2 separate regions of the Mus musculus genome follow, and region 2 is linked to region 1. The links are chromatin loops, found by intact Hi-C in ENCODE. Cell type or tissue: gastrocnemius. All regions are shown on one strand.

Evidence for each region. A loop is a pair of places that touch in the nucleus more often than their neighbours do. Peaks named below come from ENCODE experiments on the same cell type or tissue, not always from the same donor. Only the 100,000 strongest peaks of a DNase experiment are listed, where the experiment ranks them.
Region 2: a loop joins it to region 1, with 1.9 times the contacts of the local background. A loop is called at or near these places in 6 of 42 quality-filtered maps.

Annotation. Positions count from the first base shown.
Region 1 is chr8:124,673,511-124,681,510 of GRCm38, reverse strand. Ttc13 (tetratricopeptide repeat domain 13) reads left to right here. Exons shown (of 23, transcript NM_001373939.1): 16 at 1,440-1,523; 17 at 2,425-2,509; 18 at 5,061-5,170; 19 at 6,154-6,289; 20 at 7,070-7,149; 21 at 7,776-7,854; 22 at 7,984-8,000. Among named protein-coding and RNA genes, the nearest start is that of Gm46058, 11 kb to the left of the region's middle. In gastrocnemius, a CTCF peak has its summit at 3,786 (motif pointing right); DNase peaks (open chromatin) are centred at 3,807, 4,263, 4,657, 5,274 and 2 more places.
Region 2 is chr8:124,381,412-124,389,411 of GRCm38, reverse strand. It overlaps Pgbd5 (piggyBac transposable element derived 5), which reads left to right. Exons shown (of 7, transcript NM_171824.2): 2 at 4,790-5,217. The coding sequence starts at 4,804. Among named protein-coding and RNA genes, the nearest start is that of Pgbd5, 49 kb to the left of the region's middle. In gastrocnemius, no CTCF peak of the experiment used is centred here; DNase peaks (open chromatin) are centred at 2,722 and 4,827; H3K27ac peaks cover 731 bases.

The DNA of each region.
Region 1 (8,000 bases):
GAAACTGTTGCTCCATCTAACATGTGACATTTAAATTTAGGTTTTAGTATAAAAGTCTTTTTTAGACTTAACCTTTTTAATTTCTAGAAATTATGTTTATTTTCCCTTTGTTACTGGCTCCTTTCAGTTCCCCATGGAATGATTTGTGGCACTTTTACCTAGATTTGGTCACATGCTGTAACTGAGGCCACTGTGTACCTGCTTATGTTCTTGCTGAATGGTACTTGAGTCACAGACCCATGTCATGACTTGATGGAGTGCAGAGAAGTAAGGGACACCCGGTGTATCCAGGGGCCAAACCTGAACTGTCTCGGACAGACAGTGGGCCGTGCACCAACCCACTGGTGAATCCCTCCTGACTAGGAAGCTGTGACGCATCCCTTGTAGCTGCCAGCCACTGCATCCCAGGAAGTCTCAGGAACTGAGGCCCGAGACATAGGTAGAAGCCAGAATGGTGAGCCACGCCTGGGTGGTGAGCCGAAGAACAGCAAGACAGATGGACATGACGAAGGTCGCTGTAGCAACAGATGAATGAACAGATTTGTGAGGGGGCAGCAGGTGGGGAGCAAGTGTAGAGATGCAGACCCCTGCAGGGGGTTAGAAGAGAGCTGCAGACACTCTGAGGTGCTGACAGAAAAGCATCAGAGGCATCCATTATTCTGCTTCTAGCTGAGGCCACAGTTGTCCCAGTCAGTCTAAGAGTAGTAGGAGAAAAAGCGAGAAGCTGGAAACTGAAGTGCCCTGTCAGGGAGAGAAGTCCTCCTTGCATCATGACCTTGATGTGAGGGAGCTGTCAGAAGCAGGGAGTGGTGTTTCCTAGGGTAGACGGACTTCGACTCAGCTGTTGCTAGACGCGAACACCTTCAAGAGAGGGGAAGAAGAAAACAAACAAACAAAACAAAAAACGGAATGGGCATGTGAGGAGTATAGTGTCTCCAGAGGGTAGAGGGAAGGAGGACTGCTAAAAGGCCCGAGAGGCACCCTCAGACAGGCAGGCATGCACACAGAGAGCCTGCCGTGTACAGAGAGCTTGGCGTGTCCAGAGCCTGGTGTGTCCTTACGCAGGCACACACAAGTGCCAGGCATGTCCAATACGCAGGTGCACCCAGAGAGCCAGGCACATTCAATAGGCAGGCGCGCACCCAGAGAACCAGGCGCGCCACTCATGGTAGTCGCCATCAGGTCTGAACTCCTGAAGCTAAGGATTTTCCTTCCTCTGTGGCCTGTCAGGAGCTACGTCTTTTCTGGACACTTTCTGCCAGGACAGATTCCAAGAGCCCAAGCTTTCTGCTGAGATGGGAGTCGCTACTCCCACAGTGACAAAGCAAGCCCCTCTCTTACACTTCCCCATATTTGTCCCCGCTCTTTGTTTTTGGAACTAACTGATGTTTACAAGCCTTTGTAAAATGATGGTTAATTTTATCGCTTTTACCTTACAGGGGTCAAGTGATCAATATGAGATATCTGGAATATTTTGAGAAAATACTTCATTTTATTAAAGATAGAATTCTTGTTTATCACGGGTAAGCCTCCAGTTCTCCTCTTTGCTGTGATGCATTGGTCCCATGTGTTTCATGTGTGGTCTATCTGTGAGATTTGAAAACTGAACCACATGTAAATGAGGAAAATACCTAATAAAAAATATAAAAAAAGAAAAAAGAAAACTGAACCACAGGCAGACCAAACGAACTAGACCGGAAGTTTAATTAAAGCCTGCTTCCGCCAGAGTAATGGCTTCACAGTGTTGGCCTTGGCAGTGCTTTCGGCCAACACTCATCACAGTGACACTCCCGATTGCCGACAGAGCTTCCGTCCATCCCGCGGGGCATTGAGTTTTGAGGTGGAGTCACCAGCTGAGCATGAGAACCGTGTGGCGCCCCCCCAGCAGGGTGCTTAGATCCGAGCAGCTTGAGAAGTGAAACCACACACTTGCCAGTGCAGAGTTGGAACAGGAGAATCAAGGGTCAGCTAAGACCCCCGCGCCTGCGCATTGGCCTGCTGCATTTCCTGATTCGCCGCGCATGCCTCTGCAGCCCCACACCTGTTGGCTCGCATTGACTCCTGCTGTTGCCCAGTGTGGGATGCTGTCTATCCTCTCCAAAGACCTCTTCATGCTCAGGGCCTTTGCATTAGATGGTATGACATTTATACGGGACCCACACATGGGCCTCCAGTGCATTGCGTCAGCCCCAGGCCAATGCTCGCTGCTTAGGGGATGCGGAGCAGGTGGATAAGAAGTCAGTAACATGATTTTCTCACATGTATTATTGATTTGGGTGGATGACCCTGTCAGTGAGATGCCCTGGGATATATGGGCCTGCAGCATTGAGCTGCTTGTCCTTAGGAGCAGTTATTTAAGACGTGAATGGATCTGCGTATCGTATTCTGCATTAACCTCCCTCTGCCCTTCCCCCTCTCTTCAAGAGCAAATAATCCAAAGGGCTTATTGGAAGTCAGAGAAGCTCTGGAAAAGGTACACAAAGTGGAAGACCTCCTTCCAATTATGAAGGTAAGTTTGCTATTAGCATCTCAGGTGGGGCTGGAGCAGTGACTTGGTACTGAAGAGCCCTGCCTTTATCATCCCAAGGACCCGGGCTCGATTCCCAACACTCACGTGGTGACCTCCTGTGGTGTCTCAAAACTGTCTGTAAGTCCAGTGCCAGGGCATCTGACTTCTGACCTCTGCAGGCACCGGGCATGTAGGGTGCACAGACATACATGCAGACAAAACACACATACACTTAAATTGAAAATATATCTCAGGAGGAATTGTATAAAAGAAAACCAAAGCACATATGTGACTGTTGCGCTGTCTCAGAACTTACAAAGTATAGCATCTGAGACCCCACATTAACACACTGTAAGCAGTAACCCAGATCAAGTACAGCGCTGGAACCAGACTCAACCAGAACCGACTTTCGAGACGCAGTCAATTCAGGAAACAAAGGACTTGAAAATAAATATACTCACGCTGGACCTGTGGCCACAGTCCAGTACTCCCCAGCGGCCCAAAAGCCACGCAGCTGTAGTTAGATGGATTCCTAAAAGGAGAGTTGGAGAACCCCGTCTCCCCCAGATTCCTGTGGGCGTTGTTTGTTGTCCCGTAGGATAGGCGTGTGGAGGCCAGCAGCTGCAGAAGAGGAGGTACCTGAGGCAGGGGCGGGGGAGCCCTTGTTGTGTGGCCACATCTGCAGTGGAAGTCTGTGCCGTAGCAGGGGTTGCTCAGAGTTAACTGTGAGCTGAGACAGAGCTGTGGCCTTGATGGTGGGAAGTTGCTCTGAGCACCTTCATCTCCATTTGCTCCCAGAGGTGCCTCACTGGGAGTCACGGGAGTACCCTCTCCTGGTACCTAGTAGGCCCGTGTCTGATTCCCAGCACTGCAGCAGCAACAGCATAAGTCGTGACGTCCGTTTCCATCTGAAATGCGCTCTGAGAATGGAACTGAGGTGCGGCTTTGACATAGAAAGTCAGAACTAAAGGAAAGATCACAGAAGGAGACAAAAATACCCATAAGTCTTGCATGACACGGTAATGGCAGATTTGTTGGAAGAAGACTCTCAGGTGGCTTTTAACATCACTTGTGTGGTGCTGACCTTCAGTATCCCGGCAGCTCCTCCATGACAGGCGGCAGGACACACTGCGGACAGGAGACCGGCACTGCGCTGGGTCAGCCTCTGTGGATTTCAGTCACTAAAATCTAGTAAGACTTCAGGTGGGAGACGAAATCTGCTTACACAGATCGTGGAAAGGAAAGCAGCGTGCCAAGGTGCATTCACAACACCTAGCCAGAGGGTGGCAGCACTGCCCTGCTGTGTCGTCTGTAGGAGCTTGTCCTTTGGATGGGAGCGTTTCCAGCTTCAGACTGGCTTCAGCCGGATTATGGATGTGCATATGGGAAACTTGTAGCTTTCTTCTTCCTCTGAAAAACATGGCGTGCCACTGGAGACTTAGAAAAGCACTCAGGCCCCAGCAGATAGATCGTTAGCCAGGAGCATGGACCAGAGTCAGAGGCCCTCCCTCAGCCCTCCACTCTGCCACTTCCTGGCCCAGCAGTATGGCCAGGTTTGTTCCTTTTCCTGGGACTGTGCATTCATACCTGGTCTGTTTGTGGCAAGGATTCAGTGGGCATACGGGAAAGCACCTGCACTTGTTTTCTGAGAGCCAGTCCCTGAAGAAAGGCGCTTCTCCCTCAATTCAGCTGAAAGCCCTGGTAGTCAGTCCTGCCCAGCTGCACCCTGCCGTGGGCCTCCAGCCATCGCTCCTGTGGCCTGCTGCAGGAGAAGCCCTCCCGCCAGAGCCCAGAGTCCTTTGTCTGTCACTGCCTGCCCTATTCCAGCTCCATCCATCCCAGCCAGAGTCGGAGGGCACTATTCTAGAATAAAGGCAGAGCATCGCAGGTTTTAACTCAGAGCTGGCATCTGAAGCTGTGTTCCTAGGAGACACCCTGGCCGGCTTTGAGGAGGTCCCCTCACAACCTGTGGTCTGCGAGGTTAGAGTCTGTGAACCTAAAACACACCTGGAGAGGAACCACTGAGCACCCCTCGGGCCTGCGGCTCTGGGGAGCACTTGCAGGGCACAGTGCTTTTTCAGGGACACATGCTTTTTCAGGTTGCAGGAGCTGGCATTGCTGCTCCTGGCTGGCAAGGCTGCTGCCTGCTGCGCTGGGAGGAGAACCAACCCCAGAGCAGCTGCTGCACTGAGCTAGATCTTGGCTGTAGGGCACCTGCAGCTTTCTGCTGGGGCCCCTGCTGCTCTGTAGGTTTGTGGGATGTGAGGCACTTAGGGCCTGTGTTGCATCTAAAGAAAGGAGAAGTGTTGTTAGCCACTGCCTACCAAGAGAGAGCACATGGTCTCTCAGTTTGAATGCCTCAGACAAGCCCAGAGCTAAGTCTAAGGTTCAGGACGGATTAGAAGTAGACATGTCCAGCCCGTAGCATGTGGGCGATATGTAGCTCAGGGGAGCTGAGAATGCAGCCCAATGTGTGTGTGGTGCTGCATGACAGAACCATGTTACAGTGTGAGAACTGCAGCTAATATGGATTTTTATTTTCCCTCGAAAGCAGTTTAATACCAAAACAAAGGACGGGTTCACCGTGAACACCAAAGTCCCCAGCCTCAAAGATCAAGGGAAGGAATATGACGGCTTCACCATCACCATCACAGGAGACAAGTATGTTCGCTCCAGTGTGACGTGGGGCTGGTGGCGGCCAGTGGAGGGATGTCCTGATGTGAGCCGTGTCTGGGCCATGTGTGTACTCAGTATATGCCTGGGGCAGCATCCTTCCTGGCTAAGTGCACACAACCCATTTGAATTCCCACAGCACCTCTGCCTGGTGCTCAGAGGCTCCGGAGAGCTTGTCCAACAGCAGGAAAACGGGTCCATGCGGGCCCAGGGCTACCATGCACGCATTGCAGATTGCTGGGTCTCGAGAGGGTGGCAATGTCTTTGTGGAAAGTTTGCACATCTGAGGCTCTGGCCATCATTACTCTCAACCGCCGCCAACTGAGAAGCATTTTACAATCATTTCTTCTTTGATAGTTTCATTCATGTCTGTAGTGACTTTTAGTCCTTCTTATCCCCCCAGTTATTCCCACTAAACCCTTCTTCCCACAAGGCCCCCACTCTCTCTCTCTCTCTCTCTCTCTCTCTCTCTCCCCCCCTCTCTCTGTGTATGTATGTGTGTCTGTGTGTCCTGCTGAATTTAAATAGGATAGACCCACATTCAGGCCACTTCTCCCATAAAACTTTCAGCTTTTCCCTGCTTCTTCCCTTTATGTCCCCAAGCCTGGTCTCACCTCTCCCTCCAGCTAATGTTCTGAGAACCAGGAGGTTCTGCAGATAGCGTCATGATAAGTCCATGCTGTGTGAGTTTATCCTCACAGAGCCACAGTGGTGCTGCGTGCAAAAACATAAGCACAAGACATGGTAGTAGCAGTGTTCATGAGCCTCCCACAACTTCTGCTCCTGCCTGGGCAGAGTGGCTGGGAAAGTGACAACAGGGCTCAGAGCACTCCGAGCAGCCACCATTAGCATTCGTGCGTGCGCGCACGTGCGCGCGCGCGCGCACACACACACAACACACGCACACCACTTCTCCAGTTTCTGTTTGGATTGTTTAATCTATGCCATTGACAGCAGTGCTTGTGTTTCAGGGTCGGCAATATCCTATTTTCTGTGGAAACTCAAACCACAGAAGAGAGGACACAGCTGTATCACGCTGAAATAGATGCACTTTATAAAGACCTGACAGCGAAGGGCAAAGTACTGACCCTCTCGGCAGAATTCGGGGTAGGTTTGGCTTTGTTTTATTTTCTGTTCCTGGGGTGTGTGTGTGTGTGTTGCTGAGGATGGAACCTGGTGTGTGTTTGTGAGTGTGTGTGCACATGTACATGTGTGTGCGCGCGTATGTATTGCTGAGGATGGGACTAAGAACTCCAGTGTGCTAGGCAGATGCTTCACTGCTGAGCCACACCCCAGTCCTGCAATTTCTTTGGCAAATGCCCCACCCCCTCACCCCCCACCTACAGTTTCCCCTGTTTCACTGAGGCTGTTTGTCTTATGCCTGAAATCAATTGTAATTGTCTCAGCCTCCTTTCTAGTACTCCTTGGAGCAAAAACATTTCCAGGGTTTAACAACCACAGCAATGGGGTGGCACAGTACATATTGTTAGCTCTGCGGTGCGTCAGTGCAGGTTTGTGGTCAGAAGAGGTTTGTCCAGGTCGGCCACTGTGAGCATGGTCTATAAGTTCCCTCATTAGAATTGCTGCTTACTGTAAAACTGTGATTGTGACTGGCACCTTGAAGGGATTTAGCGTCACCGAGGGGGCACCTCTGGCTGTATCGATGAGTGTATTTCTAGAAAGGTTTAACTGAGGAAGGGAGACCCACCCGAAAGCGGGCAGTGCCCTCCATGGACTGGTTGTCCTGGTCTGAATCAGAAGTGGGAAAGAAAGTTAGCTTTCTAACTAAGCACGCCAGCCCTGAGAGAGGGCAGCTGGTCAAGATCTTGTGCAGCGCGAGTTCCTGACATGGGGCTGAAGTTCATGAATCTCTGTCCTTTCTCCTAGGAGGCTGATGCTGTCTGCAACTTAATCTTATCCTTAGTGTATTACTTTTATAATTTAATGCCCCTGTCTCGAGGATCTAGGTAAGTGATGTCCCGTCCTATGACAGTTTCAGATCGAAACTGTTGCTATGGCTTTTGTTTGTGTCACAGGCACAGCCTCTAAAGCCCACTACAAATCACAAGAAGTTCCCATTGTTTCTTCTAAAATCCACCCCCTGCCCCCAAGTCCCGTTTTTGGTGGGTATAGTGGCATGTGCCTTTAATGGTAACCCTGAGGAGACAGGCAGGTGGGTCTCTGAGATTGACGCCGGCCTAGTCTACACAGTGAGGCCCTGTCTCGGGGAAACAAAATGAAAAATAGAAAGATCACACCCGTGGCCAACCATGAAGGGGATTTAAGGTCAGGCCAAGAGGAGAGGCTCCGTGTGCTGCTCTCTGAAGAAAGCAGCAGGGAGCAACCCGGTGGGAACCCGCCTTCCCTCAGAGCGCAGATGCTCCTGTGGACCCTCAAGTTCCTTATGCTCTTTACGTAGGAAAGTAGAAATATTTTCAAAATAAACACGACAAAGTTCTTCTGTTAACTAAACATTTAAGGTTTTAGTCCAAAGAATTCCTATGTAAGATTCTTTTTCATGATGGACGCCCGCAGGGAGGTTAGCGTGATAGCCATAGGCCAGGGCTGGCTGAAGTCTGTCCTGTCTTGACAGTGTCATTGCGTATTCAGTCATTGTGGGAGCGCTGATGGCCAGTGGCAAAGAAGTGGCTGGGAAGATCCCCAAAGGGAAGGTATGCTGGGCTGGCGGAGGCACAGGCATGGCTGCACCTCGCCCCGGGCTTCTGGCTGTGGACCGCATGCGAGCTAGACCCCACACCATTTCCTTCCTTTTATCACGTCCTGCGCCTCCTCTTTTCCAGTTAGTCGACTTTGAAGC
Region 2 (8,000 bases), 290 kb after region 1:
AGAGCCTTCTAGCTGGATGTGCTTAGGTGGGTGGGAGGCAGCCACGTGTCCAAGTGGGTCCATCTAGGAAGGATGCCTGGAGCTGTCCTCCCTGCACGCACACTGTCCAGGTAGAGAACATCGAGGTAGGTCCATGCCCAGGGTCATGGGTCAGACAGAGGACCAGCTGCATCCACACCATCCATTGTCCCAAGTGGTTCTCACGGATGTCATTTATACCGTCACCCTATCTCCCTCCATCTCGCCTTTGCTAAGGAGCTATGTTCAGTCACGGGCTGGCCTGAGTTAAAGGTCTTAGCTTTACCCTTTTGTTTGGGTTGGAAAAGCCAGGCCTGTTCTCTGGGCCTTGTAGAACCTTGGGCTTCTCCAGAGTCAAGACCCACTTGGGCCACCCCAGTTTTGATTGCTTCTTTGGACTTACAGCCATTTTTAAAATGCTGGGGCAGGGTTATGAGACTAGAAACGTGTTCTCTGTGTCCAGCCTGTCCTGCGTACCCCTGTGACCCTCTGTTTAAGTTCATTTGAACATAAGAACAGATTCGAAGCCAGGGTTTCAGAGACTGTACAGCCTGAACCAAGTGTATGCATGGCCTCTTCACACAGGTGCACAGGCGCACCCCAGTCTCCTCACCCCTCCTCTCTCTTTGTCCATGGATTCCTCCTGTTTCAGCTGGTGCTGGTCCTGTTGACTGCCCTGTTGCCTTCCTCCATCCATCATGATCACCTCTGGCTTTTCCTTCCCCTCCCTCTCCTTTCCTTAATAGGGTGCCACTCTATGTAGCACAGGCTAGCCTATAACTTGCTATGTAAACTAGGCTAGTCTTGAACTCACAGCAGTCTAGTTTCTCAAGTGCTGGGATTACAGGCACACTTGGGACTGCAGGCCTCTCTCTGCACCACATTTCACCGAATGAGATGCCCAGTGTCTCCAGAGAGAGGCAATGTGGGACATCCTTCTTATGGTTTTAAACTCATTTGATATAACCTGGAGAGAGTGACTCCACCTCTGCATTTAAATATGAATTGACCGTTAGCTGTTCCACAGCAACCTCTGACAGCATCTGCCCTGAAACGTCCCAATAGCTGTCTTTATCCCAGGCAGCGTGGCTGCTAGAGAATGTTCCAGAATGGAAGAAGATACTCTTCTATTCTGATAAGGGGATCTAGGGGCTCATTCTGCCTTTGGGGTGTTTATTGACAAGCATATTAATGGTCATGAAGTATGTGTTGCCTGAATGAAGATCGAGCAGCCCATTGTATCACCTGCAGTGGAGACTGGTCCTGTCTGTCGAGGCTGTGTAGCCCTTGCCCCTATTCAGAGACGATAAAGGCTGTATTGTCTGCTTTTGGCTTAGTGCACAAGGTGAAAGAAGACAGAGGGAACCAAGGAAGGAGTGGTCCTTCAGGGGTGGTCCCCAAGGGTAGTCCCCCAGGAGTGGTACCCCAGGGGCTTGCTCCAGCTGGAGAAAGGAGAGACAGGGAAAAAAACAAAGCTGGACCTAGAGTTGCCTCCAGGTAGGTTATGTATGTGTCTGCTGCTTCTACCCAACACCCAAAGCACCTTGCCTTTTTAGGTGGGCTCCACACATACACATCACTAAACCCCTTTTGTCCTGCCAGCTGTCCATGGCACCATTGAGGGTATGGTGTACATTGCTGACCCAGACCTGTCACCGAGCAGTGACACGGGCCCCTCGCTTTTCCTACTGAGCTCAGCAAAGATGCATGGAGTGTAGAGCTCACCGTCCCCTCTGCTAATCTCCATTTTTGCTGTGTATGGGTTAGGTGGTAAGCACACCACATCCTGAGTTTGGAGGACAGAAAGGATTGAGCAGCCACGACCTCAGCTTTCTTGCTTCAGTAGATGTCAGAGAGTGGGTGTCACAGGCAGCCATGTCTGAGCAGAACTTGGGGCCTGTGCAAAGGGCAGGCAGTCTGGGGGGTTGCATGAAGAAGCCAGAGGAGGCGCAGGACTTTATTCTTTTCATCCTATAGCAGGAGGGTGTCTTGGAGTGGAGAGACACATGGTTGCTGTCCCCATGGGGCCATGTGGCATTCTTAGTAATCTCCACAGACACAGACAAACTCCCATGAAGAGCTACAAAGCCATCATCTCTGTAAGTCACCTAGAGAACCCGGGCTATGTCCTTCTTCTGGCGTTCTGTCTGAATGGGGTTAGTGCCCCTTGGGGCTAATGTCAAGTTATAGAGGTCATGTAGAAAGCTAGGTGAGAGCTGGGCAGTGGTGGCACACGCCTTTAATCCCAGCACTTGGGGGGCAGAGGCAGGCAGATTTCTGAGTTCAAGGCCAGCCTGGTCTACAGAGTGAGTTCCAGGACAGCCAGGGCTACACAGAGAAACCCTGTCTCGAAAAACCAAAAAAAAAAAAAAAGAAAGCTAGGTGAGGCTGTGGGTAGGAGCTGCATCAATGACACCCCTCCTTCGTGACAACCAGACTCTGTCACCATATTCCAAGTGGCAGGAACCACAGCAACCAAGAAAAGCCAACAGAGGAGCTTGTCAATCCAAACAGGTGAGGGGAGCCAGCCACTCTGTAGTATGTTCAGGAAGCAGGCTGGAGCAGGCTTTGGCAATCCATCCAGAAATGGCGTGCATGGAGGGAAGATGACTCAGGGAGAGAAAATCCCGTGCCTCTCAGTCAGCATGATACAGCAGTTACAATGTTGCTTCTCCTCGCTGATCACCGGTCTGCTCTGAATAATTTATGGCTCTACCCACAGGAGGCTGCCAGGCCGACTGAAAAGCACAGATGCTCACGCATGCACTTATGGCACACCAGTAAACATAGCCCAGAGTTCCAGCATCCCCGTGCCAACAGGACCGGTTTGGTGCACTGGTGGCAGCGAGGCTATTTACGTGTGGCTGGGGAAAGTGAAGGCGGTGGCCGCCCTGCTGTCTAGGCGAACAGAAAACAGAATTTGCTTTGCAAAGCCCTCAGCGAGGTGCTTTCCTATAGGTGCTGTCCCAGAAACAGCTGCCGAGCCTTGGGCTCGTCTCCTCATACCAGTGCCGCGCTGGGCATCCGGCATACGGGCTTGTCCACCTGACTCTGCAGACAGACTTGAAAAGTTGATTTCACTCAGTCTGTTCTACAAGGAAAACGCTAGAACCGGGAGCAACCGGCCAATCCAGTGAATTTTAAGGAGATGGTGGCTCAGTGGTGAAAGCACCTACCATGCAAGCATGAGGCCTGGAGCTGAGATCCGTATAGGTGAGCTCTGGGCTTGATTGAGAAACCCTGCCTCAATGAATAAGATGGAGCTGAGTGGTTGAAGAAGATGCCCAATCTCGACCTTGGGGGTCCATATCCATGTGTACATGCACACATGTATGTGCACCTCCTACATGTACCCCCCACACACACACACTCATGGACACACACACATGCGTGTGCAAAATGGAAACCCAAAAAAAGGTAGTTCCTTGCTCGGATCTGGCCACTGCTCAAAAACCTGGCTTTATCTGCAAACAGCTTGGTGTTTTTTTTTTTTTTTTAAACAGCTTGGTGGGTTTTGTTTGTTTGTTTGTTTGTTTTTGTTTTTGACCATATAAGCTGGTGGGAAAACTCTTCACACAGTTTTTATTAAAAATTGCCACACAGATGCGAAAGAAAGGTTGTCTACTACAAATCAGAGCATGCTGCTTCAAGCCTGTATGATAGGATTGCAAACAGTAGCTCCTAGGAGGCATATAAACACGTGCACATGAATACACACATGCACACACATGTGTGCACACACTCGCAGAGAAGCTTCGGCTTAGGACTTCTGACTTTAGGGTAATGCACAAGCAGGGATGGATTTGAGTAGGAACCACATGTGCATTTTAAGCCTGGATCTTTTCTCTGGCTGGCAGTGTGTCAGATGATACTTCTTCTGAGGTTTGGGACAGTGATGTTGAGCTACGGCTCCCTGTCAGTTGCCTTTGTGAGGGGAGCAGCCGACACCCAGTCTGCTGGGACTGAATTAGAACAATCTGGCTGGGGGGGAGGGGGCACATGCATTTTCCACCTAAGATGATTTGGGTTCATGGTGAGGATGTTATAGTAAATTGCATCTAGGGGGTGTATGTGTGTGTATGTGTGTGTATGCATGTGTGCACATATGCAGAGAGACTGTTACCAGTCAAATTTTGCGAGGCCTGTCTCTCATTGGTGAAACTGTCTTACACTAGTCCCTTTGGATTAACCCACCAATCGTTTAAAATTGTGTGGGACTACTTAGCAAGGCTTGCTCTCTACTGGCTGCAACTGAAGCATTATGGGCACAGAGTCCCCTTAAGTCATACAGCACATTCTGGAGAATGACAGGGGGTTGTACATGCTCTCTCCCTCTACATCTCTCTCCTCAGATCTACTCACTGGGTGAGCTGCATTCGCCACTGATGTCCTATACAGTGCATGAGGGGATGGACGGCTTAGGTGTGATGGGCCTGACAACAGAAGGATCGAGGGACAGGAGGGCAGGGTTGCAGGGGGCAGAACAGAACAGCAGGATTGGGTGCTAGGGAAATCATGTAGGGAAGGAAGGTGGGAATAATGTGTATGATCTGGGGGACAGAGAGTTGGGGGACAAGGCAGGAGCATCTAAGTGAGAGGAGCCCAGAGCATGTGAGAGCCAGGCTATTGGCCTCCATTTGGGCAAGGTGTCAGACGCAGGAGGGAAGGAAGGGAAGCTAGGCAGGGCTGAGGCCCGAGGCCAAGAGGACCCGGCCCCTGTCAGGTGGTGATGATTTTGGACGTGAGCGCTCAGCCTGTCTTTGGATTTCAGGTCCAACCAGAAAGATGCCACCCAGCGCTAGCGCGGTGGACTTCTTCCAGCTCTTCGTCCCGGACAACGTGCTCAAGAACATGGTGGTACAGACCAACATGTATGCCAGGAAGTTCCAGGAGCGGTTTGGCAGTGACGGTGCCTGGGTGGAGGTGACGTTGGCAGAGATGAAGGCCTTCCTGGGCTATGTGATCTCCACCAGCGTCTCGCACTGTGAGTCGGTACTCAGCATTTGGAGCGGAGGCTTCTATAGCAACCGGAGCCTTGCCCTCGTCATGAGCCAGGCCCGCTTCGAGAAAATCCTCAAGTACTTCCATGTTGTGGCCTTCCGATCCAGCCAGACCACGCATGGGCTCTACAAGGTCCAGCCCTTCCTCGACTCCCTGCAGAGTGGCTTTGATGCTGCTTTCAGGCCGTCTCAGACCCAGGTGAGCTCACGTGTGTGCACTTGCATGTATGTATTTCCACACGCAGGTCCATGCATGCAGATGTGTTTGTGCATGATCATATGCATGTATATGTGTGCACACACACGTGTGTGTGTGTCCAAGCATGCAGATGTGTTTGTGCATGTGTGTGTGTGTACATGTGTCATATATGTTTGCGTGTGCATGTGTGCATGCATACATGTTTGTGTGCCAGGTGTCATTGAACACCTGAGACTTTTGGCTCAGGAGAGGATTTAGGACGCCTTTCCCCCTGTCCTTGCTTACCTTCTCTAGTGACTACAAGTCTCTTTAAGGTCATCAGCCAGACTGCTAACCTTATGAGCCAAATGCGTTTGTAAGGGAGGGTGGGGCTTGAACTCCAGCCCCCAGACAGTTGGAATTTAACCCTTCACTCGGAGCTACAGCAGTCTCCTTTTTCCACCTTCTCCTCATCCATGGCTTTTCCCACACGAGGCTTTACACAGACCCAGCCTCAGGGTCCCTGTCATAGTCACTGAGGGACACTTCCTGGCTAGGCACCTTCTGGTGGGTGAAGAAATGACCTGGAATTGTGGTGATTCATTCGGTCACTGGGACTTCTTAGATGCCAAGGTCCACCTGGCCACTCAGGCCAGAGCCTGAAGCCTCATCCAGGGGCTGGTAGGTCAGCACTGTCACAGCCCTGACTCCTTCCAGATATCCTGAACCTGTTCCAGAAGGTGGAGTCTCTCATGGTTCTCAGCTCCTGACCCACACGGCCTTCCTTGTCCACCTGCGCACAGTGCTGTCACACTGGATGCTGTCACACTGGGTGCTGTCACACTCAGTGCTGTCACGCTCAGTCTAGTGACAGAATCTCAGAACTGCTCTGTTGACCTAGCACGGTGAGGAGGTGCTGATGGATCAGAGGTTTTGCCCCTAGGTGAGCCAGCTGAGTTTCCTCTGTGGAGAGTTTCCAGTGACACAGTCGCACCATTTTTACGCTTGCAACTGTCTTTTAAGGGGCTTCTGCTGGGCTCCCACTCCCGATGGCCGCACTCCCAAGTCTGTAATGTTCTCCTGTTCTGCACAACTGGAAACTTTAGGGCTTTCGTGGGGTGTTACTGTCTCAGGTCCAATGGGTGTTACTATGTCTCAGGTCCATGGGCTTTGGAATATTCTGCACAGGCGCTCCTACCGTTCTAGAACTTACCAGGCACCGTGTGTGAGCCAGAGGTGCGGTGTCGGGGAGGGGGTGGCAAGCTACATCCTTGCCTGGGAACTTCTCTTTCCCTCTTCCTAGAGGACTGCCTGCAGACCAGGTGAGATGTTCTTCTCCACACCCTTGTCAGAGTTGAGGTCAGACTTACTGTGATTCTCAGGAGTGGCCCAGAGCCTGCTGCTACCTGGTGCCACCATTATGACTCTGCCCTGAACACACAGATATTCACACACATGCACACACACACACACACTCAGGGGCATGACTCTCAGCGTGCAGCATTGGGGGCTACCATTGTAGCAAGCGTTACCCTTTGCAGAAGGTTTTACAGAGTCCGCAGAAGACTCCAGAATCTACCAGCAAACAAAGCAGCTGTTTTTGCGTGATGCCCGCACACGGGCACAAGACGGGAGGTGCTACTCTCATCAAAACTGGAGTCAGACTAATCAGAGAAACATCCCTGGAGAGGGATTATGCAAATAAGTCAGAGATGCCTCCCTTGCCAAAGTCGACGCCTGACACACCCTGAGTGGCTTGTCGCACAGAGGGGACTCAGGGATGGTGCTGTGTGACAGAGCCGACTGTTTTCCCCAGAGGAGGAGGAGGGAGGCTCAGAGATGCTTGCTCGCCCTGCTGTGATTCGTTGTAACTGTGCTTGGAGATCATGGAGAGATGGGCTCCCTGGCTCACTGAGGGGGGCCCTCTTCTTGGATGGCTGGAAACAGCAGACTCACAGTCTAGACAAGGAGATAGGCAGAGGAAGAACAGGAAGCCGAGGCCACCTTCATGCCATTTTCCCTGTTCCTAAGACCCCCTTAGATTGTCCATTTTGCTAGATAGTTCCACATGGGGCTTTGAATGTGTCATAAGCTGCAAGGAGCCAGAGAATGTGAGGGTCTGGGCTGCAGTCCAGGCAGGCCAACTTGTCTGCTCCCAAACTGAGCAGTGTCAGGGGCTCCTACCGAGGTCCTCGGGGCAGGTCCTCGGGTCCTGTATGCAATGTAGAGAGGTATGGCTGATACTTTAAAAGGAAAAGATTTATTTTTATTTTATGTACATGAATGTTTTCCCTGCATGTGTGTAAATGTGTGGGCGTACATGTGTGCATTACCCACAGATCAGGGGAGGGCATTGCATCCCCTGGAACTTGAGCTCTGCAAGGTTGTGAGCCACCACGTGAGTGCTGGAAACCAAATTTGAGCCCTTTGTAGGAAGAGCATCGCTAAAGCCTCAAGGCTGATGCTTTCAAACATAGAACTGAATGAAGGTGCTGTTACCAAAAGAATGCAGGTCACAACTGCTAAGACCACTGTCCAGTGTCTATGCCAGGCCATGGCCTGATGACCTAGTGCCCACCCCAGGCCATGGACTGATATGGCTTTTGGGGGAAGACCTCATGCCCTGAATGGACTCAAACCTGCCGAGAGAGAGCCACACTTGACCACCATCTCCAGGATCTTCGTTCGTTGAAGCTTCCTCTGCACAGAGTCAGATACTATTTTAGACTTCATGTGGTCTCTACTGGGTCTTGTCCTTTCTTTCAAGTGACCATGGAGTTGCAGTAGATGAGAACAGGGGATTA